2 separate regions of the Homo sapiens genome follow, and region 2 is linked to region 1. A link is an interaction called in ENCODE POLR2A ChIA-PET data of the cell type or tissue named here. Cell type or tissue: PC-9. All regions are shown on one strand. Each heading gives the region's core, and the rest is flanking DNA. Links, peaks and the distances in the headings are about the cores only.

What was found. ChIA-PET counts read pairs that join two places held together with the same protein. Peaks named below come from ENCODE experiments on the same cell type or tissue, not always from the same donor. Only the 100,000 strongest peaks of a DNase experiment are listed, where the experiment ranks them.
Region 2: POLR2A ChIA-PET joins it to region 1 with 17 read pairs; 3 of 35 experiments call an interaction of 5 or more read pairs at or near these places.

Annotation. Positions count from the first base shown.
Region 1 is chr20:18,052,799-18,064,917 of GRCh38, reverse strand. It overlaps OVOL2 (ovo like zinc finger 2), which reads left to right and starts at 7,002. Exons shown (of 4, transcript NM_021220.4): 1 at 7,002-7,383; 2 at 8,041-8,261. The coding sequence starts at 7,284. RefSeq lists a silencer at 8,319-8,408 and enhancers at 7,810-8,597, 10,925-11,425. In PC-9, for the core only: CTCF peaks have their summits at 5,578, 5,778 and 5,982; DNase peaks (open chromatin) are centred at 5,827 and 6,947; H3K4me3 peaks cover 3,850 bases; H3K27ac peaks cover 1,355 bases.
Region 2 is chr20:18,219,727-18,231,845 of GRCh38, reverse strand. It overlaps the pseudogene GGCTP2. Among named protein-coding and RNA genes, the nearest start is that of ZNF133, 63 kb to the left of the region's middle. RefSeq lists an enhancer at 6,036-6,535. In PC-9, for the core only: no CTCF peak of the experiment used is centred there; DNase peaks (open chromatin) are centred at 6,735 and 8,375; H3K4me3 peaks cover 883 bases; H3K27ac peaks cover 2,459 bases.

The sequences.
Region 1 (12,119 bases), core at 2,602-10,601:
TGACATTATCTCGGCTCACTGCAGCCTCCGCCTCCTGGGTTCAAGCAATTCTCTTGCCTCAGCCTTCTGAGTAGCTGGGACTACTGGCGCGTGCCACCACACCCAGCTAACTTTTTGTATTTTTAGTAGAGACGGGGGTTTCACCATGTTGGCCAGGATGGTCTCGATCTCCTGACCTCATGATCTGCCCGCCTTGGCCTCCCAAAGTGCTGGGATTACAGGCATGAGCCACCGTGCCCAGCCTCAACCTTTTTCTTTTCTTTTTTAAGTTCACAGTTCTTCAAGGTGGAAACCCTTTTTCTTTTGTGGTTTATTTTTTGGGTCTTATTTAAGAAATTCTTTCTTATCCTGTGGTCATAAACATATTCCTCTACATTGTCTATATACATATACATGTATATGTATTCACACACATCTAAATGTTTAATCCACCAGAAACTGATATGTGTGTTATTCAGTTTCCTTTATTTTTCCCAAACGGATAAGCACTTGTTCCAATTCCATGTATTGAATATGACATCTTTCCCTGCTGCACTGCATACCCTCTCTCATAAATCAATGCACACATATGTGTGGGGCTGTTTCCAGGCTCTCTCTCAGGTACCAGTGGTCCCTCTGTGAATGAAAGCCACATCATTTTAATTACTATTGATATCTGATTGATCAAGCCTACACACCTTGTCCTTCAGGAGTGTTTCGACTCTTCTTTCACATAAATTTTGAAAGAAATTTATCATGTCCCACAAAAAGACTGTCAAGTATTTTTAAAAATTGTATTATATCTATAGATGAATTTGGAGATTTTTGGCCTCTTTGATTCTGAATCTTCCAATCCATTAATATAGTAAAACTTTCCATTGATTAGTGTCTTCTTTAATGTCTTCCAATAAAGTTTTTTGTTGTTGTTGTTTGTTTGTTTTTTAGACAGGGTCTTCTTTTTTGTGGCCCAGGCTGGAGTGCAGTGGTGCCATATAGGATCACTGCAACCGCCACGTCCCGGGCTCAGGTGATCCTCCCACCTCAGCCTCCCGAGTCTCTGGGACTACAGGTGCACACCGCCATGCCCGGCTACCAATAAAGTTTTCTAATTTTATATACAAAGAGCTTGCACAATATTTTCAAAAAATCAATTGCAAGGGACTTTGTATTTTTGTTGTGTTTTAAATCATTTTTCATTAGACTTTTTATTTTTCTGACAGTTGCTGGCATGTAGAAATTTAATTGACACTGAAACCTTACACACTCAGATTCTTTTTTTTTTTCTGAGACCGAGTCTCGCTCTATCGCCAGACTGGAGTGCAGTGGTGCGATCTCGGCTCACTGCAACCTCCACCTCCTGGGTTCGAGTGATTCTCCTGCCTCAGCCTCCCGAGTAGCTGGGACTACAGGCATGCGCCACCATGCCCAGCTAATTTTTGTATTTTTTAGTAGAGACGGGGTTTCACCGTGTTGGCCTGGATGGTCTCAATCTCTTGACCTTGTGATTGCCCACCTTGGCCTCCCAAAGTGCTGGAATTACAGGCATGAGCCACTGTGCCCAGCCCACACTCAGATTTTCTACACTGCAATCTTGCTAAAGTCTCTTATTAATTCTAATAATTTATCTATAGATTCTTTTGGGTTTTCCGTAGACAGTGATGCTGACTACAAACAATAGTAGTTTTGTTGTTTTCCCTTATAATCCTTATACTCTTATTTCTTCTTTTTTGCCTTGCTGTACCTGCAAGGAAGCAATCTAATGTGAGTGGGGTGGTGAGAGCAGGCACCCTTGGCTTGTACTTGGGTGCTTTTTCCACTAGTGAGTTCAGTGGGTAAAAATATATCATTTTCCTAATACTGTACTATACTTCAATTAAAAGTTTAGGTGGGAGGCGCGGTGGCTCACGCTTGTAATCCCAGCACTTTGGGAGGCCGAGGTGGGCGGATCATCTAAGGTAGGGAGTTCAAGATCAGCCTGACCAACATGGAGAAACCCCGTCTTTACTAAAAATACAAAAAATTAGCCGGGCATGGTGGTGCATGCCTGTAATTCCAGCTACTCGGGAGGCTGAGGCAGGAGAATCGCTTGAAATTGGGTGGCGGAGGTTGCAGTGAGCCGAGATCGTGCCATTGTACTCCAGCCTGGGGAACAAGAGCGAAACTCTGTCTAAAAAAAAAAAAAGTTTAAATAAAGTTTCCTTAGGAATATTTTCTCAACAACATCTTACCCTCTCCTTATTGCTGTGTGCTCCAGGGATGCCACTGAGCAGGTTTGTACCTGCCTCCTTTCAACCTGAATATATATTACTGGAGAAAAGAAGTCTTAAGTGAGGGTGCAGATGGCTGCTTTCAAGAATTTGAAGAGCTACCAGGGGGAGGGAGTACAGGGGGAGTCTCAGCAGCCCTGGATGACAGAATAAAAGGGGAGATGGAAGGGCAGGAAAGCAGATTTCCACAAGCAGAAAGAAAAGCTTTCTAGCATCATTGTTGTCTAACCAGAGAATAGGTTGCTTTTTGAGACAGTGAGCTTCCCAACACTAGAAGTATTCAAGCAGGGCTAGATACATACCTACCAAGGATGCTGTACAGACCCCTCACCCCCAATATTGGGCGGGGTATGGACCACATTATGTCTCCTGTCTCTTCCAACTTCAGTCTTGAGATTTGTAAAGAATTGGATTCATTTCTTCTTTTTTTAAAATTGAAATTGTTTTTATTAACATCTTGTGTGTGTTTTTAAGTTCTGAGTATTCAACTTTGACTATGACCAAAATGTCTATATTTAAAGAGGTAACAAGGTATTTAACACATTGTGTAATATGAGCCAGATAAATTGCTTTCATACTGAGGGCTCCGTCCAAATAAGGCAGAGGCCACGATCCCAGGTGGAAGGAATGGAAATGAATCTATTTCAAGGCCAGTAGCTACACCCAGAATTCACTCAACTCTACCAAACGTACCTGCACTATCTCAGCAACACATCTCTACAGTTTGACAAGACAATCAAAAGTATATTTTGTACTTAATGTAATAAGAGGCTCAGATATAAATGTCTACTTTTATATATTTTTAACTTATGCAGATCGTTTGTTATTTAATAAATAAGTTAAACTGACTTTGTTGCAAATGAGATATGAGGATGTGCATATGAAGAATAATTGGGCTGGGAACAGTGACTCACACCTGTAATCCCAGCACTTCGGGACGCTGAGGCGGGTGGATCATAAGGTAGGAGTTCGAGACCAGCCTGGCCAACATGGTGAAACCCCATCTCTACTAAAAATACAAAAATTAGCCAGGTGTGGTGTCAGGCGCCTGTAATCCCATCTACTCAGGAGGCTGAGGCAGGAGAATCACTTGAATCCAGGAGGCAGAGGTTGCAGTGAGCTGAGATCTCGCCATTGCACTCCAGCCTGGGCAACACAGCGAGACTTTTTTTAGACAGAGTCTTGCTCCGTCACCCAGGCTGGGGTGTAGTGGGGCAATCTTGGCTCACTGCAACCTCCACTTCCTAGGTATAAGTGATTCTTCTGCCTCAGCCTCCCGAGTAGCTGGGATTACAGGTGTGCACCACCATGCCCAGCAAATTTTTGTATTTTTAGTAGAGATGGGGTTTCACCATGTTGGCCAGGCTGGTCTGGAACTCCTGACCTCAGGTGATCTGCCTGCCTTGGCCTCCCAAAGTGCCAGGATTACAGACGTGAGCCACAGCGCCCAGCAGAACTTGAATGGTACTTAGTTTCTCATAGCCTATTTTCCCTCCTTCTTAAAAAATGGGACAAATAATATTGCCAAATGAATGTAAATAAAGGTATTTAGGAAATAATGTGAAAAAGCTTTAAAGCATTATTTACTTTTTCTTTTCTTTTTTAATTTTAGATTCGGGGGTACATGTGCAGGTTTGTTACATGGGTAAATTGCATGATGCTGAAGTGTGGGCTTCCAATGATCCTATCTCCCAAATAGTGAACACAGGCCGGTTGTGGTGGCTCATGTCTATAATCCCAACACTTTGGGAGGGCGAGGGGGGCGGATCACTTGAGCTCGGGAGTTCGAGGCCAGCCTGGCTAACATGGTGAAACCCTGTCTCTACCAAAAATACAAAAATTAGCCAGGTGTGGTGGTGCATGCCCATAGTCCTGGCTACTTGGGAGACTGAGGCACGGGAATTGCTTGAGCCCAGGAGGCAGATGTTGCAGTGAGCTGAGATCTCACCATTGCACTCCAGCCTGGGGACAGAGGGAAACTCTGTCTCAAAAATAAAATGAAAATAAAAACAAATAGTGAACATAGTACCTGATAGGTAGTTTCTCAAGGCTTTCCCCCTCTCTCCCTCCCCACTTTTGAAATCCCCTGTGTTAACTGTTCCCATCTTTGAATCTGTGTGTACCCAATGTTTAGCTCCCACTTCTAATTGAGAACCTACAGTATTAGATTTTCTGTTTCTGAGTTAATTTGCCCAGATAATGGCCTCCAGTTGCATCCATGTTGCTGCAAATATGTGATTTCATTCTTTTTTGTGGCAGCATAGTATTCCATGGTGTATATGTACCATATTTTCTTTATTGAGTCCACCATCGATGGGCACCTGGGTTGATACTATGTCTTTCCTACTGTGAATAGTGCTGCAATAAACACACAAGTGTTTATTGGTAAAGCGATTTGTTTTCCTTTGGTTGTATATCCAGTAATTGGATTGGTGGGTCCAGTGGTAATTCTATTCTTAGTTCTTTGAGAAATCTCCAAACTGCTTTCCACAGGGGCTGAATTAATTTGCATTCTCACCAACAGTGTATAAGCATATAATAGTAGTGCAAGAAAAGGAGAATTGGGTTCACTTCTTATCCTGCTTTCTGGGATACTCTATCAACTCCTCTCATAATACTTAGAAAACCGACCTTACAATGGAGGCAAGTCAACCAAGATAAAAGCTGGTTCTTTGTACATGTTAATAATTTTGATAGACCCCTATCACATCTGATCAAGAAAAAAGAGAGAAATAAAACACATTAAATTCCTTTCTCCTCAGGAAGCACCCAGCAAATATAGTAGGTGTGCATCCAACGACCATAGAATAAAAAGGTTGTTATCCTGTTAAGTCTTCATCCCCAAACCTATAAAGGTTGCATTGCTTTGGAGGTTTCTAGCCTTATACCTCATCATCCTATAATCTTTTAAAATAATACAAATAGGCAAAGTAGTCAAGACACTCACTGGTTTGAAATCCAGTGAAAGGAAAAAAAAGCTTTGTTAATGGAGTTGACAGCCTCTTCTGTATAATTGGAAGTTCTGAACGAAGTGAAGTTTTGAAGATTTTTAAAGACTGGGAATAATTCTGTAACTTCATAGTTGTACTTCATTTTTACTCTTCCATTCACCCAAGCTCCTTCTTTCTAGCAAATCCCGTTTGTTGGTGGATAAAAATACATCTGCAGAGTCTCCCGGAAGCTGCCCCATCAGCCTCATAGACAAGAAGCCTTGTTTTCCTGCACCGCTACAGAAATGTCTTCCTCCTCCTCCTCCTCCTCCTCCTCCTCCTCCTCCGGCTCACCGGGATCAAAGTCTTTTTCGTTCTTAGCTGGTTTTTCTTAGAGAAAAGCTGGAGTTCAGAGTTCAGTCCAGAGAGGGTGACTCCTTGAGGGCAGACCTAGAGGCGCCGCGCACCGGTCCCGCCCGCAGCCCCGGCAGAGCTGCGCCCCGGCTCCCTGCGCCGCGCGAGTCCGCCAGTAGCGCCGAGAAATCCGTTACCAGGCGGTTGTGTCCCCAAGGGCCATTCAGGGCGGAAGGGAACAGGGAAAACCGCTGTGTTGATTCCCGGGCCCTGTAGGCTGGGAGCGCGGAGGGTCAGGTTACAGACAGGTGAGGCTGGCTGTTGGGTGAGCCTTGGGCTCCAGGGCATCCCTGACCAGACGCGCCCCCGCAGCACCCGGCAGCTGGCACACGTCTGACGACCTCCTGGAGGAGGGCGACCGCAGCGACACAAGAGGCTGTGCCGGTTGTCCTGGGCGCACCCGAACAAGGCCTTGGGAAGGGCAGCGCGCCCCGCAACGTGAGCACAACTGCTTTACAAACTTGGCATATTTTACCAACTCCCCCTCCTTCTCTCCCTCTCCCCTCCAGGCATAAAGGTTGATAGGAACAAACAGATATAATAATAAATGCAAAGCTTTCCTACCTCCCCGGTAGGGGCGGCTAGAAGATGTAGCCAATGTTCACTATGCTAGCTTCCTGGAAAGGTATTTCCCAGTCTCAGAATTTGGGGATCGGGTGGTTAGGAGAGGCAACGGTGGGAGTGGGCGAGGATTGGGGGCTTGTTTTGAAGCTGCATTTGCATAATATGCTCCTGGCTTTTGTTTCTATTGTGTGTTTACTTGGGGTGAGGGGGCTCTCGGGGGGTGCAACGTCTTGTGAGGAGAAGCTGCTTTGGCGGGGCAAGGCTTGTTTTTCTTAGATTGTATGATACTAGTCAGAAAAATAACGTGGTCTAAAGATGCCGAATTTTTAAATTTATTTTTACTGCTTATGGGGGGGGGGTGTTGTAGCTGATGGAAAGCTTAAGCCCCTAAGCCCCCACCCCCCATTATTAATAATCAGAATCCTTGGAAGTCTCCCGCCGCCTCCCCCTTCTGACCGCCCAGATTTCATCAAGCCCCAGGAAGGCTCCACAAGGTCCAGGGGAACTGAGCCATTTTCTGGCTCGTCGAAGACAAATCCACCGGGCGGGGGAGGGGGGCAACTCGTGGGAGGCCCCAACTCACCGGAGGGGTGCCCTGGGAGGCGAACCTGGGGTTTACCTCGAAGAGCTCGCCTCGAGGTGCAGGTGATGGGGGAATGGGGCGGGGGTTGATTAAAAAATGTTCTTCCTTTCTTAAAAAGAGGAGGGGGAAGAACAGACTTTAAATTCTTTTGCAAACATTCATGCCTAAGGAAGGGCTGGAACAGGCAGCCCCGGCCGCCGGAACCGGTCGGACAGGTAGCGAGCTTGTTGACACCGTTATGTTGCAGGGCGCATGCTCAGTCCCAAGTTTCCTGGTGCCTTTTCTATTCCACCTTATGAAACTTTTTCCCCGGCGTGGTCTCACTCGCGATTTAAGGCATAGGTGTCGCCGAGCCGGGAGGCTGGGAGTCGCCAGGCGTGCGGGGGAGAGGCCTGGGCCGCGCCGCGGCGGGGGGTGGAGGAAGAGGGCAGGCGAGGCGGGAAGGTGGGCTCTGGCCGCCGGGAGCCGGGGACGGAGCCGCCGCCGTTGCCCCTAGCGGGGAGCAGCCGGGAGGAGGGGGCCGCAGTCGGGAGAGGGGACCCCACCATGCCCAAAGTCTTCCTGGTGAAGAGGAGGAGCCTGGGGGTCTCGGTCCGCAGCTGGGATGAGCTCCCGGATGAGAAAAGGGCAGACACCTACATCCCAGGTGAGCGCGCGCGGGGGCCGGGCCTGGGCGCTGGGCTCCCGGGGTGGGGGAAGGGGTGGCGGGTCTTCTCTGCTCATCGGCAGGGGCGGGCTCCCCACCTCATCCCCCTCTTCCGGGGGGCACGCGGGGGTCTTCTAGGCGGGTTAGGGCAGGCAATGAGGGACTGGGATGCCCCAGACTCTAGGCGCCCCCTTCCCCGTAGTGGGAGCCTCTAATTGCCCGGCGGCGGGACCGTTGGCTGCAGCGCGGGCCAAGGTGGCCCAGGAAAGGGATTGAAAGCCAGCAGAGGCTACCCCCAATCTCACGTCCTCATGGGGGTGCACAAAGGCTCGCCAACCCTTCTGGGGCTAGCTGGGGAGAGGTCAGATCCGCCTCCCCCGCCCTGAGAGGAAACTTGGCGCGCGGGGTCCTCCGCCGCTCGTGGCCGCCCGGTTCCTCGTGGGCGCCTTGGCTGGGACCGGAAAGAGGCTCCGAGCACCCCAAGCTAGCTCTGTGGGCCGATTCGGGGCTTACTGGCCTCCCCCGCGACGTTGCCCACTTGGCGAGGTGCCCAGGTCCGGGGCGGGGCGGCGGCAGCACCGCCCGCAGGTCAAACTGCCGCGGGCGTGCGGGTTGACGCCGAGTGTGTGTGTCGGGGCGCGGCCCCTCCCTCCACAGTGGGCCTAGGCCGCCTGCTCCACGACCCCCCCGAGGACTGCCGCAGCGACGGCGGCAGCAGCAGCGGCAGCGGCAGCAGCAGCGCGGGGGAGCCTGGAGGAGCAGAGAGCAGCTCGTCCCCGCACGCCCCCGAGAGCGAAACCCCCGAGCCCGGCGACGCCGAGGGCCCCGATGGACACCTGGCGACCAAGCAGCGCCCGGTCGCCAGATCGAAAATCAAGGTACTGTGTCGACTCTGCCCCCGCCGCCACCTGCACCACGCCCTGGCGTCGGGCTCCCGAGGCCGGCGCCCCTCCCTGCCGCGCCCGCCTGCGCAACCCGGCACCCGCGCCCCGAGCGCGCCCGCCGCGCCGCTCCTGCACCTGCCCCTGGGCGGCGGCCAGGGCGCCTCGGCGCGTCCTCCCGCCCGCAGGGTAGCTGCTGCGCAGGGGCGGCCGGTTCCCGGAGTGGGCTCCGTCCTCCCGGTGGCCCCGCCTGATGCCGAGTGCTGCCTCTGGAACTGCCGAAAAGGCACAGGCATCACTGCCTTCCGCCAGCAGCCCGTTCTGTGCGCTAGGCCTGTAGAATAACCAAGGCCGTCGGAGTTCCTGAGGTTGGAAAGGAAGCCTCAGCGCTCTCAGAAATTCCACCCTCTGGGACGCAGTTCCTGGCGCCGCGATTCTGAGAGTTCACCCCCCATGCTTATGTTCTGGACCTGGGCGGCAGCTTGACACATAGTGGGCCTCTCCCAACATGAACCGGTTCCCAGTGTCTGTCAGACAGGAGGCTTGTGCACGGCACTTTAGATCTGTCATCTTTCCAATCTTGAATTAAATTGATGGGTAAAAGGGTTCAACTACAGATTTCTCGAGCGCCCCTACCCCAGTGGATTGGAGTGTTTCCTCCCATCTATGGTCGCGCCTCGGGGCCCCCTCGAACATTCTGGACGCCCACCTGCGCTTTCGGGCAGAACTTCCATGATGGTCTGCTCAAAGGTATCCGCTACCCACCAAGGTTTAGGAATCCCATTCCACTGACTCAGCCAGCTGGAGCTAGGAGGTGGTGGTTTATGATCACTTGGCCCCTCTTTCTAGCCTGGTGGGCCGCAGTGCTACACTGTGCACCCCCTAGACCCCCGGTGCAGGTGGTAATTCCAGGGCTCTCCGGTGCCCTCCTGCCACCCAGACCGGGAGTAGAGGGCGGTGGGGAGGGAGAGCCTGGGCTTTGCTGTGGATTGAGAAAGGACCCCTCATTTTCCTGGGAGAGGTCCCCTATGCACATTGCGTATTCCCAGGGTTTGACTCCGGGGTGGGCTGAGGCGCATTTGGTTTTGAACTGAGGTTTGAGGCTTCAGCTGGGATCCAAAGGAAAGACCTCTTTAAAGAAGAAGCTGCCGAAACCGTGCGGGCCGGCAGCTTAGCGGTAAGTGTGAGGGTGAGGTTCAAAGTCAGCTGGCCTGAGGCTCTTCCGGGCCAGGTGGGGTTAAGTGGGAGGGAAAAATTTGCCTGAGGCTGGTAGCTCTGCCCTTCGGGAGATTCTACAAAGTGCCCCACTTGCATATTTATCACCAGGCTGGAAGGACAATTGCAACGTTGTTTTGGGAGCCTCTGCAGCTAGTTTGCCCCTCTGTCCCCCAATTGCCCAGATTCCCCTGGAGAGAAAGTGACAGATTCTCATCCAGTCTCTTAACAAATATTTTAGGCAAACTCTTCTGCCTCAGGCACACAGGGCCGTTGGAATCCTGGATTAAAGGAAGACGTAAACCAATCTTATTTCCTAGATTAGTTGCCTGTGTGCTGGGGGAAGGGGGGCGGGAGGCACAGTTCACTCCTGAACCGTTAAGAGTCTTCTTTCCATAGTTTCCAGGGGAATTTTTATTTACTGGGGATGTTTAGGTTCCCTCTTTCTGCCTCTACCCCCAAAAAGGAAACATTTTGGTGTTAATATGCTCCAAGCCTCCAGAATTATTATCAGCCATGGCATTGGCAGTTTTCAAATGACTGACCAAATTGCCTGTGACTTAGCACGTTGTATAATTATAAAGTTCTTTCCAAGGCATGCTGAACTCACAATTTCTCTAAGAATTAGTTTCTTTTCTTTTCTTTTCTTTTCTTTCTTTTTTTTTTTTTTTTGAGATGGAGTTTCGCTGTTGTTGCCCAGGCTGGAGTGCAATGGCTGGATCTTAGCTGAGTGCAATGGCTGGATCTTAGCTCACTGCAACCTCTGCCTCCCGGGTTCAAGTGATTCTCCTGCCTCAGCCTTCCGAGCAGCTGGGATTACAGGCATACGCCACCATCGCCGGCTAATTTTGTAATTTTAGTAGAGACAGGGTTTCTCCATGTTGGTCAGCCTGGTCTTGAACTCCCGACCTCAGGTGATCCGCCTGCCTCAGCCTCCCAAAGTGCTGGGATTACAGGCGTGAGCCACCGCATCCAGCCAAGAATTAGTTTCTTAGGCAGTGGGCTCCCAGGACCACAAGAAGGGCAGGTTTGAGCTATTGCCTGGCACAGAGAAGCAACACTCTGCCCGTCTAACACCTGGGGTGTGCAAGGCAGCAGGAGGTAAAAATGCTCCCACCCTGGTGTTCCTTCCAGAATCATCTGGCAGTAGCGGTTAATCATATAAGCTCTGGCTTTGTCACTTCTTAGCTGTGGACCTTGAGCAAGTGGCTCACCCCTCTGAGCCTCGGTTTCCTTATCTGTAAGATGATAATGATACCTACTTGATAGCATCGTGAGGATAAATGAGTGGAGGGTAGAACATGGTATGTGCCCAATAACCATAGATAGTATTCAGGTTAATAGGGAGACACAAACATTATTAACTCTGCTGCAGGACAGTGAATGTGAAACCAGAATTCCAAACAAAGACGTGACCGATTTGAGTGGGGAAAGTGTCCTGATGTGGATTTGAAGGCTGGGGAGAAGGGAGGCGGGTGGGCCTGAGGGCAGTGTGGGCTGAGTCCCGCAGCTGGAGCATAGAAAGGATGAAGCTCTGGTGGCTGAAGATAGGAAACAGGGCTTGCTGGGGTCAGGGAGAGAGTTGGCGGTAAAGAGCTGGAAATGTAACCAGGACAGGGTGAGATGGTGAAGGGGCCAAGCCAAGAAATATGGGTGCTCCTGCTGGGCAGAGGAGAAGCTCTGGATGATGTAAGAAGGAAAACCTCAATCGGGTTCCTCTTTTTTTTTTTTTTTTTTGAGACAGAGTCTCTCTCTGTCGCCTGGAGCTGGAGTACAGTTGCGCAATCTCAGCTCACTGCAAACTCTGCCTCCCAGGTTCAAGTGATTCTCCTGCCTCAGCCTCCCAAGTAGCTGGGATTACAGGCACCTACCACAAAGCCTGGCTGATTTTTGTATTTTTAATAGAGACGAAGTTTCGCCATGTTGTCCAGGCTGGTCTTGAACTCCTGACCTCAGGTGATCTGCCCACCTTGGCCTCCCAAAGTGCTGGGATTACAGGTGTGAGCCACCGCGCCCTGCCATTTGGGTCCCTCTTAACGGCTGTGTTCATGGATCATTATCTCTTCTGAGCCTCAGTTCCTTGATCTGTAAAGTGGAGGACTCAAAGAATCAGCCTCCTAGAAGAGTTGCATAGATTAAATGAGATAGTGGGTGTAAAGTGTTTAGCTTTCTGTGCATGTGTAAACTGCCCAAGAGGAAGTTAGCTGACAGTGACATACAGCAAGTTTTAATGCCCAACATTTTGTTGGCTGTAAGGACATGGGATTCACTAACTTGATCGTGTTGATGGGTGGATCTGGAAAAGGAGTCCGAGGTGCAGATTAGGAAATGTGGCTGGCCCTTCCCAGCCTACCTGCCTTTTGACGGTGTGCCTCAGGGCAGATTGTGAAATTGTCTCTTTACTACTGAGAATTCTGTAATTTGCCAAACAAATAAGGGTGAGAAGATGATGTACATTCCAGAGAGTGTGCATGGCAGGTCCCTTTTGTGCTGGATCCATCTGCAGGTCTTCAGCTGCGGGGTAGAGAAACCCAGGAAATACTAATCACCATTGTCCTTTGGAGGCTTATTAGAAAGTAAGTAACTCTGAAGTTGGCTGATAGTATTCATACGTGATTCTCTGGCTGGTAGGACCCAGGT
Region 2 (12,119 bases), core at 2,126-10,125, 170 kb before region 1:
AGCATTTTTCTTTTTTTTCTTTTTGAGACAGAGTGTCACTCCATCACCCAGGCTGGAGTGCAGTAGCATGATCTTGGCTCACTGCAACCTCCACCTCTTGCGTTCAAGTGATTCTCATGCCTCAGCCTTCCAAGTAGCTGGGATTCCAAGCATGTACCACGACGCCCAGCTAATTTTTGTATTTTTAGTAGAGACAGGGTTTCACCATGTTGGCCAGGTTGGTCTTGAACTCCTGGCCTCAAGTGATCTGCCTGCCTCGGCCTCCCAAAGTGCTAGGATTACAAACATGAGCCACTGTGCCTGGTTAAGAAATACAGCAATTTTTTTTTTTTGAGACAGAGTCTCGCTCTGTCACCCAGGCTGGAGTGCAGTGGTGCAATCTCAGATCACTGCAACCTCCGCCTCCCGGGTTCAAGTGATTCTCCTGCCTCAGCTTCCCTAATAGCTAGGACTACAGGCACATGCCACCACTCCTGGCTAATTTTTGTATTTTTAGTAGAGATGGGGTTTCACCATGTTGGCTAGGATGGTCTTGAACTCTTGACCTTGTGATCCATCCGCCTTGGCTTCCCAAAGTGCTGGGATTACAGGCGTGAGTCACTGTGCCTGGCCAGAAATACAGCATTCTTAAAAATAAAGGTTTATTTGAACTGTGGTATATATATGTGATGGAATACTACTCAGCCATAAAAAGGAATGAATTAATGGCATTCCCAGCAACTTTGATGGGATTGGAGACTATGATTCTAAGTGAAGTAACTCAGGAATGGAAAAACCAAACATCGTATGTTCTCACTCGTAAGTGGGAGCTAAGCTATGAGGACGCAAATGCATAATAATGATACAATAGACAGTGGGGACTCCAGGGGGAAAGGGTGGGAAGGGGGTGAGGGATAAAAGTCTACAAATTGGGTTCCGTGTACACTGCTCGGGTGGTGGGTGCACCAAAATCTCAGAAATCACCACGAAAGAACTTACTCATGGAACCAAACACCACCTGTTCCCCCCCAAAAAAACTATGGAAATACAAAATTTTTTTTTAAAAAAGACTAAAAGGCCGGGCACGGTGGCACGCACTTGTAGTCCCAGCTACTCGGGAGGCTGAAGCAGGGAGAATCGCTTGAACCCGAGAGGCAGAGGTTGCAGTGAGCCAAGATTGTGTCACTGCACTCCAGCCTGGGCGACGGAGCAAGACTCAGTCTCCAAAAAAAAAAAAAAAACAACTGAAAAAAAGGTTTCTTTGAGAAGTACACAGACAGTAGAAGTAGGAAATATTTAACTCTTCTCAGTAGTTACATGGATACAATAGAAATGGCGTCATCTACATTTCTGCTTAACCATTGGTTGCTATGATTTTCATAATCACAGTGACCTTTCTGGTTACCTGAGATTTGATCCTTTCTCTCAGAAGGTCCTAAGAGTTTATTTAGTAGAAAGAAATCCCTTCTTTCTTTTTTCTCCCCACCAATTTGGTGCCAGTAATGAAAGCCTGGTATTATGGGAAGTGGCCTCTCTGGACCTGGTCTGAGGATATCAATGCGTCAATGTTAGGCCAGAAGAAGTTACGTGATCAACATGACATCTGATTTCAGGTAAACAAAATTCACACCACTGACTAGTTTTTGTATTACTTTGTTTTTCAGAACAAAATACTGTATAAGCCACATTACCCCCATACAAAGAATTGTAATCATTTGTAATACTTATGAACTAGGTATTCATTTGTACAAATCTGGAAAGCCAAGATGACCTGGTAATGCTGAGTCAGAAAGGGGCAAAGCAAGAACAAAGGCTCAGTTACCTTGACAGCCGGTTTAGCCTTTCACAGACACACGGGTTTACGCTCTTAAATACACCAAGTTCATGATAAACACATGCTTTATAAAACCAGATCATTCTGAATCTTTGTTTTTTATTTTTTTTCCTGAGACGGAGTCTCTCTCTGTCGCCCAGGCCGGAGTGCAATGGCATGATCTCCGCTCACTGCAACGTCCGCCTCCCAGGTTCAAGTGATTATCCTGCCTCAGCCTTCTGAGTAGCTGAGATTACAGGTGGGTGCCGCCATGCCTGGCTAATTTTTGTATTTTTAGTAGAGACAGGGTTTCACCATGTTAGCCAGGCTGGTCCTCAGGTGATCTGCCACCTCGGCCTCCCAAAGTGCTGGGATTACAGGCGTGAGCCACCACGCCCAGCCCATTCTGAATCTTTTTTTTTTTTTTTTTGAGAGGGAGTCTTGCTCTGTTGCCCAGGCTGGAGTGCAGTGGCACAATCTTGGCTCACTGCAACCTCCGCTCACTGCAACCTCCGCCTCCTGGGTTCACGCCATTCTCCTGCCTCAGTCTCCCGAGTAGCTGGGACTACAGGCGCCCGCCACCACACCTGGCTAATTTTTTGTACTTTTAGTAGAGACGAGGTTTCACCGTGTTAGCTAGGATGGTCTCGATCTCCTGACCTCATGATCTGGCTGCCTCGGCCTCCCAAAGTGCTGGGATTACAGGTGTGAGCCACCACACCCGGCCATTCTGAATCTTTAAAAGTAAATCTTTTTCTATGGAATCTAAAATAGACCTGATTTCAAATGTATCCTTTTTTTGTTTGTTTTTTTTGAGACGGAGTCTCACTCTGTCGCCCACTGGCTTTCCAGATTTGTACAAATGAATACCTAGTTCATAAGAATTACAAATAATTACAGTTCTTTGTATGGGGTAGTGTGGCTTATACAGTATTTTGTTCTGAAAAAGTTAAGTGCAGAGTGCACAGTGATCTCGGCTCACTGCAACCTCCATCTCCTGGGTTCAAGGGATTCTCCTGCCTCAGTCTCCAGAGTAGCTAGGACTGCAGGTGCCTGCCACCATGTCCAGCTGGTTTTTATATTTTTAGTAGAGACAGGGTTTCATAATGTTGGCTAGGCTCCTGACCTCAGGTGATCTGCCTCCCTCGCCCTTCCAAACTGCTGGGATTACAGGTGTGAGACACTGCACTGAGCGTCAAATGTATTCTTGCTTTTAAAAAGAACAGTTTTAGGCTCACAGAAAAGTTGCAGATAGTAGAGTTCTCCTTTACCCCCAATATCAACATCTGGTATAACCACATTAAAATTAAGAAATGTACATTCTTGTTTGATTATTTACTATAAAAAATTTTTTTCTAGGCTGGGCGCGGTGGCTCACGCCTGTAATCCCAGCACTTTTGGAGGCCAAGGCGGGCGGATCACAAGGTCAGGAGATCGAGACCATCCTGGCTAACACAGTGAAACCCCGTCTCTACTAAAAACACAAAAAATTAGCTGGGCGTGGTGGCGGGTGCCTGTAGTCCCAGTTGATGGCGGGGGTGGGGGGGTGGGGAAGAGGGAAGGGGGTGCTAAGGAAGGAGAATGGCGTGAACCTGGGAGGCGGAGCTTGCACTGAGCCGAGATCGCCCTACTGCACTCCAGCCTGGGTGATGGAGAGAGTCTCAAGTCTCAAAAAAAAAAAAAAAAAAAAAAAAAAAAATTCTAAATGGACATGGGTACTATACTATTAACATAGCTGCAGACTTTATTTGGGCTTCAACAGTTTTCCCACTATCACATATAGATGTCATGTCTCCTTAATCTCCTAAAACCTGTGACAGTCCCTCAGTCTTCCCTTGTCATTCATGACTTTGCCACTGTTGAAAAGTACTGGTCACTGATTTCGTAGAATATCTCTCAACGTGGGTGTGTCTCGGCGTTAGATGGAGTCTATTCATTTTGGGCAGGAAACCACAGGTGGCATTGTTCCTTCTCCCTGCATCCTACTGAGGGAACATCATGTTGATGTATCTTCTTACTGGTGATGGCATTGTGTCCGGAATTGGTGGGTTCTTGGTCTCACTGACTTTAAGAATGAAGCCGCGGACCCTCGTGGTGAGTGCTACAGTTCTTAAAGGCGGCGTGTCCAGAGTTTGTTCCTTCTGATGTTCGGATGTGTTCGTAGTTTCTTCCTTCTGGTGGGTTCGTGGTCTCGCTGGCTCAGGAGTGAAGCTGCAGCCCTTCGCAGTGAGTGTTACAGCTCTTAAGGGCGCGCGTCTGGAGTTGTTCGCTCCCCCCGGTGGGTTTGCGATCTCGCTGGCTTCAGGGGTGAAGCTGCAGACCTTCACGGCGTATGTTACAGCTCATAAAGGTAGTGCAGACCCAAAGAGTGAGCAGCAGCAGCAGGATTTGCGAAAAGCGAAAGAACAAAGCTTCCACAGCGTGGAAGGAGACCCGAGCAGGTTGCCACTGCTGGCTCTGGCAGCCTGCTTTTATTCTCTTATCTGGCCCTACCCACATCCTGCTGATTGGTCCATTTTACAGAGAGCCCAGTGGTCTGTTTTGACAGGGTGCTGATTGGTGCATTTACAATCCCTGAGCTAGACACAAAGGTTCTCCACGTCCCCACTAGATTAGCTAGATACAGAGTGTCCATACAAAGGTTCTCCAAGTCCCCACCCGAATAGCTAGATACAGAGTGTTGATTGGTGCATTCACAAACCCTGAGCTAGACACAGGGTGCTGATTGGTGCATTCACAAACCTTGAGCTAGATACAGAGTGCCCATTGGTGTATTTACAATCCCTTGGCTAGACATAAAAGTTCTCCAAGTCCCCACCAGACTCAGGAGCCCAGCTGGCTTCACCCAGTGGATCCAGCACCAGGGCAGCAGGTGGAGCTGCCTGCCAGTCCCGCGCCGTGCGCCTGCACTCCTCAGCCCTTGGGTGGTCGATGGGACTGGGCGCTGTGGAGCGGGGGGCCACGCTCGTCGGGGAGGCTCAGGCCGCACAGGAGCCCACGGAGGAGGAGGAGGCTCAGGCATGGTGGACTGCAGGTCCTGAGCCCTGCCCCGCAGGGAGGCAGCTAAGGCCCGGTGAGAAATCGAGCGCAGTGCCGGTGGGCCGGCACTGCTGGGGGACCCAACATACCCTCCGCAGCCATTGGCCTGGGTTCTAAGCCCCTCATTGCCCGGAGCCGGCAGCGCCGACTGGCTGCTCCAAGTGCGGGGCCCGCCAAGCCCACGCCCACCCGGAACTCCAGCTGGCCCGCCAGCACCGTGCGCAGCCCTGGTTCCAGCTCGCGTCTCTCCCTCCACACTCCCCTGCAAGCTGAGGGAGCCAGCTCTGGCCTTGGCCAGCCCAGAAAGGGGCTCCCACAGTGCAGTGGCGGGCTGAAGGGCTCCTCAAGCAGGGCCAGAGTGGGTGCCAAGGCCGAGGAGGCACCCAGAGCGAGCGAGGGCTGTGAGGGCTGCCAGCACGCTGTCACTTCTCAGTATCTTTGATCACCTAGTTAAGGTGGTGTCTCTTGGATTTGCCTGCTCTGAAATTACTATATTTCTCTTTGTAATTAATAAACATTTTGGGGGACATACTTGAGTCTGCAAATATCCTGTTTGTCCTCAAACTTTTGCTGAATAGTTTTAGAATTCATTGGTGAGTCCAACAATTATTATTGTGCTTTTCTCAGTGATTTTCTATTTTCCTCATTCCTTCTACACATAAGCAAAAGCTGCTCTTTCTTCCTTATTTATTTATTTACTGATTTTTAAAAACTTACTGGTATCAGTATGGACTCATGGATGTTTATTCTATGGTTATAATCCAACATTACTTTTTTTAAGTCTTAAATTGCTTCAGCTTTGGCCATTAGGAGCTCTTTCAGGTTGATTCCTGTGCCCTTTGACTGTCCTCACCCTTTTTTTCCTGGCATTTCCCTCCTTACTGGCACCATAAGGTGCCTCAGCTCTGGAATAGAAGCATCAATGATATTGCTGTCTAATTAATCATGAACAAAACAAATTATCACTATTGATCTCTACATGACAGAGCTAAAATAATGTCCCAGGCCTCTATGTCACCAACATTTAGAAACTCTGTAATTAGTTTAGATACTATGGTTTTATTTTACTCTTTTGTCCATTTAAGTAACACCTAGAACAATACATCACACGTGCTCAATACATACTTGTGAAATGAATGACTACTCTGTGCCAAACACTGTCTGAGCCCAGCACAGGAAAAACCCAGCACAGAGCTTGGCAAAGGAAAAACACCCTTCTGAGAATGCACGGTTCCTTCTGAAAATGCATAATCCATGCGAGCATTTTTCTTTCTTGGCCAGAGAAGAATTATCCATGTAGCTGGCTTGGGGTTTCTCTTCTTTTAGGATACTGGAGAAAACAGTTGGGGCACACGCCTGCTAACATCAGGTCCTATATAGCAGCTCTCAATTCCAGACCTTAGTGCAGACCCCAGAATGGGAAAGGTAAGCAAAAGAATGGCAGGACACGGGGGATTATGCCGAGAGTCAAATGTCACCACCTCTGAAGGGCTGCTGTGCCTGCTGGCCTAGCCAGAGCACCTTGCCCGCTGATTTTCCAGATGGTGGTTGTTGCTGTTTGTCCCTAGATCTGCTCAGTCTTAGCCTTGACACTGTTTAAATCTGGATGAAAAAGACAGCAAAGAAAACAAACTTAGGGCTTTCTTCTTTTTTTTCCCTGCCCCACCAGTGTTCCCTGGATAGTTTGGCCCCGGCATTCAGCCAAGAAAAACATCTGTGATTCAAGAATCATGACACAGCCAGGACCTGCCACCCTGCAGCTCAGAGGCTTTCTTTTCTTGCAGACAAGGGTGAAGAAGTTAGAGGTCAGTATACTCTCAGTCCTCAGGGGCTCCAGCCTGCAGCTCTGTATTGTCAGCTCGTCAGAGATGTGGGACAGGGCACACTCTCTGTGGGAGCCGGCAGGAAAACCAGGCTGTGCTCAACAACAAGAGAAACAAAGAAAGCACGAGGGCTGAGCTGAGAGAACCCTGCCATGAGTCAGCCTGGGGCTCCGAGGGGGCATAAGGCCAGGCTGATACACAGACACCGCCTACCCTCTGAGTCCCTGAAATGGATTTTTTTTGGGTCCTATTAGCCAATAGGAAGTTGCATACAAAGAACAAAAATTCCTAGGATCACCCATCAAATCAAGTTAAACCTGGGCTTTTGGTATACTGTCTTCCCAGCCACTGAGAGAGATTTCTGTAAAGAAAGCATTGTTTTGTTGTTTTGTTTATTTATTTAGAGACATGGTCTCTTGTGGGCAGCTGCTATGGGTTGAATTGTATTCCTCAAAAAACATATGTTGAAATCCTATCTCTAGTATCTCAGATTGTGAGCTTACTTGGAAATAGAATCTTTGCAGATTTAGCTAAGTTAAGATGGGGTCACTGGTACCCTTGTAAAAAAGGCAAATTTGAACATACATGCAGAGGGCAATGGTGTGGAGACACAGGGAGAACGCTGTGTGATTACAGAGGATCACGTGAAGCAGCTACTGCCCCAGAAAGACTAAGGCTTCCAGAAGCCGGGAGAGAGGCCTGGAGCATTTCCTTCCCTAGCACCCTCAGAGGGAGCACGGCTGTGCCAACACCTTGGGTTTTGGACTCCTGGCCTCCAGAACTGTGAGAAAACAAATTTCCATCGTTTTCGGCCACCCAGTTTGTTGTTATGGCAGCTCTAGAAAATGAACACAGCAGCAATGGACATAGGTTCACTGTAGTTTGTTGTAAAATTATTTTGAGAAGACAATTTTCAGGGTCTCTGAGGATTTCATAAAGGTTTTCTATTTCCCAAGCAAGTTCTCAGGAAACAGCCAGGGAGCCAGACACACATGCGTACAAATCTCAGCTTCGCCATTTATTATCTACTTGACGTTGGGCAAGATCCTAAGTCTCTCTAGAGCATTCTTCATCCTTCAAAGAAGGATATGAAACTCTCTTCCTAAGGCCATCTAAAGAGTGAATGAGGTCGTGTTTTTTAAATTGTTTATTGTGTGGCCTCACACATGGTGGCCCGTCAAGATGTTAGATTTCTTTCCTAACAAACATGAAAGAAGACCCTGCCCTGTAGCAGGCAAGCTGGGTGTTAGCTGAGAGTCTCCAACCTAATGTCTATTCAGCATAATAAATATTAATAAGTGCAGTAGACACTGCCAGGGCTCTGGCCAGACCCTTGCAGATCCCTTTAACTGTTTTGTCTGTACTCCCTTGAGTATGCACCCCACGACTCACACCAGAGACTCTTCTTGGAAGTCTTTTCTCGGGCTACTGGAGCCACTTTTTCCACACTCAGGTTGCTAGAAGTGCCTGTGAGTTTATATCCTCTATCTGGGGCAGTTCATGGCCAAAGTCTGAAGGATGCAGGCGTGTGACAGCCCACTTCCTTTGCTTGGAGTCAGGGAAACTCTGAGGCATAACTCACACTCCTGAGTTCCCCTGTAGGATCACGCTGGAGCCACAGGACTTTGCCTGAAAGCATACATTTGCTTTGCCCATCCCTACTTCCACATCAGCCTTCCTGTGAGCATGTCCTTAATGAGTCGCTTACATTCAACTCTGCAATTAAGAGTCTGCTTCTGGGGCACCTGACCCAAGGCAATAAGCTACTGAACATCTCCTGCTGAGATGCCACATGATATTGAAGTTCTGATGGTTAAAGCTAAAAAAACAACCTGACCAGACTGCATTCCAATCATTCACTATTTTAACAGCCATAATAATTATACTAGTAACCTCTCGTTCATGTGTCCAATACATGCATTACGTTCAATTCTAATCCTCATAACCAATGTATACATAGGTAGTTTTACCCTTGTAACAGTTTTTTTCAATGGCCACAAATTTTTTGATTCTCCTCCCATCAAGAGGTAAAGTGTAGGTCCCCTTCCCTTGAATCCCTTTACTTTTACAGAAATCTGCTCAATTTTGATAATGTGTCCCTCAGTTCCCAAGATGTGGCCATTCTAGGATATTCTTTCCCAAGTAAGGACATTCAGCCATGTGGGTTGGTTAACCTTAAATTGCATCTCTAATAGACAGTATATAGTTAGCTCTTACTTTTATAACTAGTTTGATAATCTCTGCCTTTTGACTATTTAGTCCATTTATATTTGATGTGATTATTAATATAGTTTGAGTTGCTGCTATTTTGCTATTTGCTTTTTTTTGTTTCATTTGATTTTTGCTTCTCAGTATCCCCTTTTTCTTGCGTTCTTATGGTTTCATAAAATATTTGATTAAATTTAAAATTTAGAATCTCAGATTTTCTAGGCAATTGCTCAGGTCAGTGAGCTTCAAACCCAGGATTGTGAAAACAGTTTAATTTCTCTGATAGCATGTTTTCTCTACTATCCATGATGATGTTTATGAAGTCAATATCAGGCTGAATTATATTCAATTGTCAGGTAAATAAAATCTTTAGAAGTTATTAATTTGGAGTTTACTGAAACAGGAATTTATGATTCTTCACTGTATGGAGATGTTTCCATATAATCTATGTAAAGGAGAAATTACACAGCATAAAATAAAAAACTGGCTAAACCTTAGAGAAGCCAGCCGGCAGGCAAGAAGAAATTCAGTAAGAATGGGAATTATCACTCACCTCATTGGTACAATATTTTTGGGGCTTATAAGTGCTCCCTACAATCAGATGGCACATCTGTGAAACATCTGATTTGGGGAAAAACTGACAAAAATGTTTGCTGATATTTCTTTAACCTATTTGTTTTATATAAAGTAAACTAAACTTTGTAGTCATGTCTCCCTGATCTGCTTGGATTTGTCTGCTCTGAAATTACTATATTTCTCTTTGTAATTAATAAACATTTTGGGGAACACACTTGAGTCTGCAAATATCCTGTTTTTCCTCAAACTTTTGCTGAATACTTTTAGAATTCATTGGTGAGTCCAACAATTATTACTGTGCTTTTCTCAGTGATTTTCTATTTTCCTCATTCCTTCTACACATATTAATTATAATTCTTCCATAAGCAAAAGCTGCCCTTTCTTCCTTATTTATTTATTTATTTACTGATTGGTATCTATTATATGGTGGCTGGGGCATTGCAAGCCTGTAAGTGTCTAACAAATATTAATTGATTTATATTTACAACCTTTGTTTCATTGCACAAAGTGTCACAGGCAAAAATTTAATTAATGTAGCTTGGCAATTGAAGACATGGGAAAGAAGACATGAAAAATAAGAGTAATTAACATTTGTTGGTTCCTGGCTATGTTCCCAGCAAGGTCCAATGAATGTCTATGAGATGGGGATAGATACATGGGCCCTCACAGGGAGGTTGTGAATATCAAATGGGAAAGTGCATATGAAAACTTTTTGAAAACTCTGAGTGGGGTAAATGCTCTGTCTTCAGTGGGGCCACCCAGAGCAGAGCCTCTCAAATAAATCAGATGCACAGGATAGACTGAGGGGATGCACTGAATGCACTCAGGAGAAACAGAGGGAGGGATGTTCTGTGTCTTCATTTCCTAACTTGCATTTTGAGGGAAAGTATCAAAAGTTATTATGCATTCAACAAACATTTTTTTTATTTTGTTTTGGCTTTTGGGGTTTTTTTTAGACACAGAGTCTCTGTCTGTCATTCAGGCTGGAATGCAGTGGTGCATTCATAGTTCATTGCAGCTTTGAATTCCTGGGCTCAAGCCATCCTCCCACCTTAGCCTCCTGAGTATGTGGGAGTACAGATGCACGCCACCACCACACCTGGCTAATTTTATTTATTTTTTTAACCACAAATAGATTTATTCCTCTAAAAACAGTATACCATCTTTCCAGTTTCAAAATGTTATTATCAATTGTCTGCAGATTACTTACTCTCATTAAGCTGATTTTTTTAAAACCCAGAGCAGAGCAATTTACCAGCACCATCAGTATCATCATCAAGCAAGCTGCAAATCTATCCTTTGCCAGAACAAGGAAACACTGAAGATCAACTCAAGAGAATAATAGCTTCAAGTGTTTACCGAAGGGGTACTCACATGCATTTGTCACACATTCCAGGGCCTCATCGTCCTCTTTTTTTGTTTTTGTTTCTGTTTTTTTGTTTTTTGTTTTTGAGACAGAGTCTCACTCTGTCGCACAGGCTGGAGTGCAGTGGTACAATCTCGGCTCACTGCAACCTCTGCCTCAAGCGATTTTCCTGCCTCAGACTCCTGAGTAGCTGGGATTACAGGCATGTGCCACCACACCTGGCTAATTTTTGTATTTTTCGTGGAGATGGAGTTTCACCATGTTGGCCAGGCTGGTCTCGAACTGCTAACCTCAAGTGATCCGCCCACCTCGGCCTCCCAAAGTGCTAGGTAATCACCCTCTTTTATAACATTGCTTAACTCCTAAACCAGTTTATTTTTATAGTCTGAAAACAAGAATCACCCACGTGCGATATTTCTTCAGAGCACGGTTGAAGATGGATCAAACATGGAGATCCTCCAGATCCCTGTTTTCAAATGGTATTTTACATTAGTACATGGAATATCCTTAGATATATTCTGTTATGTTCTAATGAGTTCGTGATTCCTTTTTGATGATGTCTTCAATTTCTTCTGAGACCTTTCCTGTACGGTCATTTGGTCCCACAGCTTTTAACTTCTTTTTGTACTCCAGTGGCAAACCATTTTCTTTTGCACCTATGCAAATAACCTTTTTATACTGTGGGGATGGGAAACACTCTTGTAATTTGTCATCAGATAATGTCGATAGGTTATTTCTCTTCTTGAGTTGAAACATTAACTTCCATGACAACATAAATTCCATCACTTCTTGCCTGCAGGCGGGCCATGTAGAAGAACACCACCGAGGGGTTTTGGAGGTGGATCTCTCAGTCAGCAGGTTGCTGTCGTAGGGGAAGCACAGAAAACTCTCCTCATCTGGGCCCGGATGTCCTTGCAGCCTGAGTTTGCCGTGTCCCACTAGATGCCTGCACGGGAGTCTGGAGCAGGGCTGTGAGGAGCCACCACAGAGCGCAGGACTGTGCCCGTGATCCTGGCCAGTGATGGCCACGCCGCCACCTTGGGTTTTGGGCAATTTTAAAATTTTTGTAGAGATGGGGCTCCACTATGTTGCCCATGCTGGTCTCAAACTCCTGGCCTCAAGTGATCCCACCTTGACCTCGCAAAGTGGGGGGATTACAGGCGTGAGCCACTGTGTTCAGCCTCAACAACAATCTTTTTTTTTGAGACAGGTCTCACTCTGTGGCCCAGGCTGGAGTGTGATGGGTCGATCTGGGTTCACTGGAACCTCTGCCACCAATTCCATCTTGTCTTATGACTCCTTGTGGGCCCTGTCC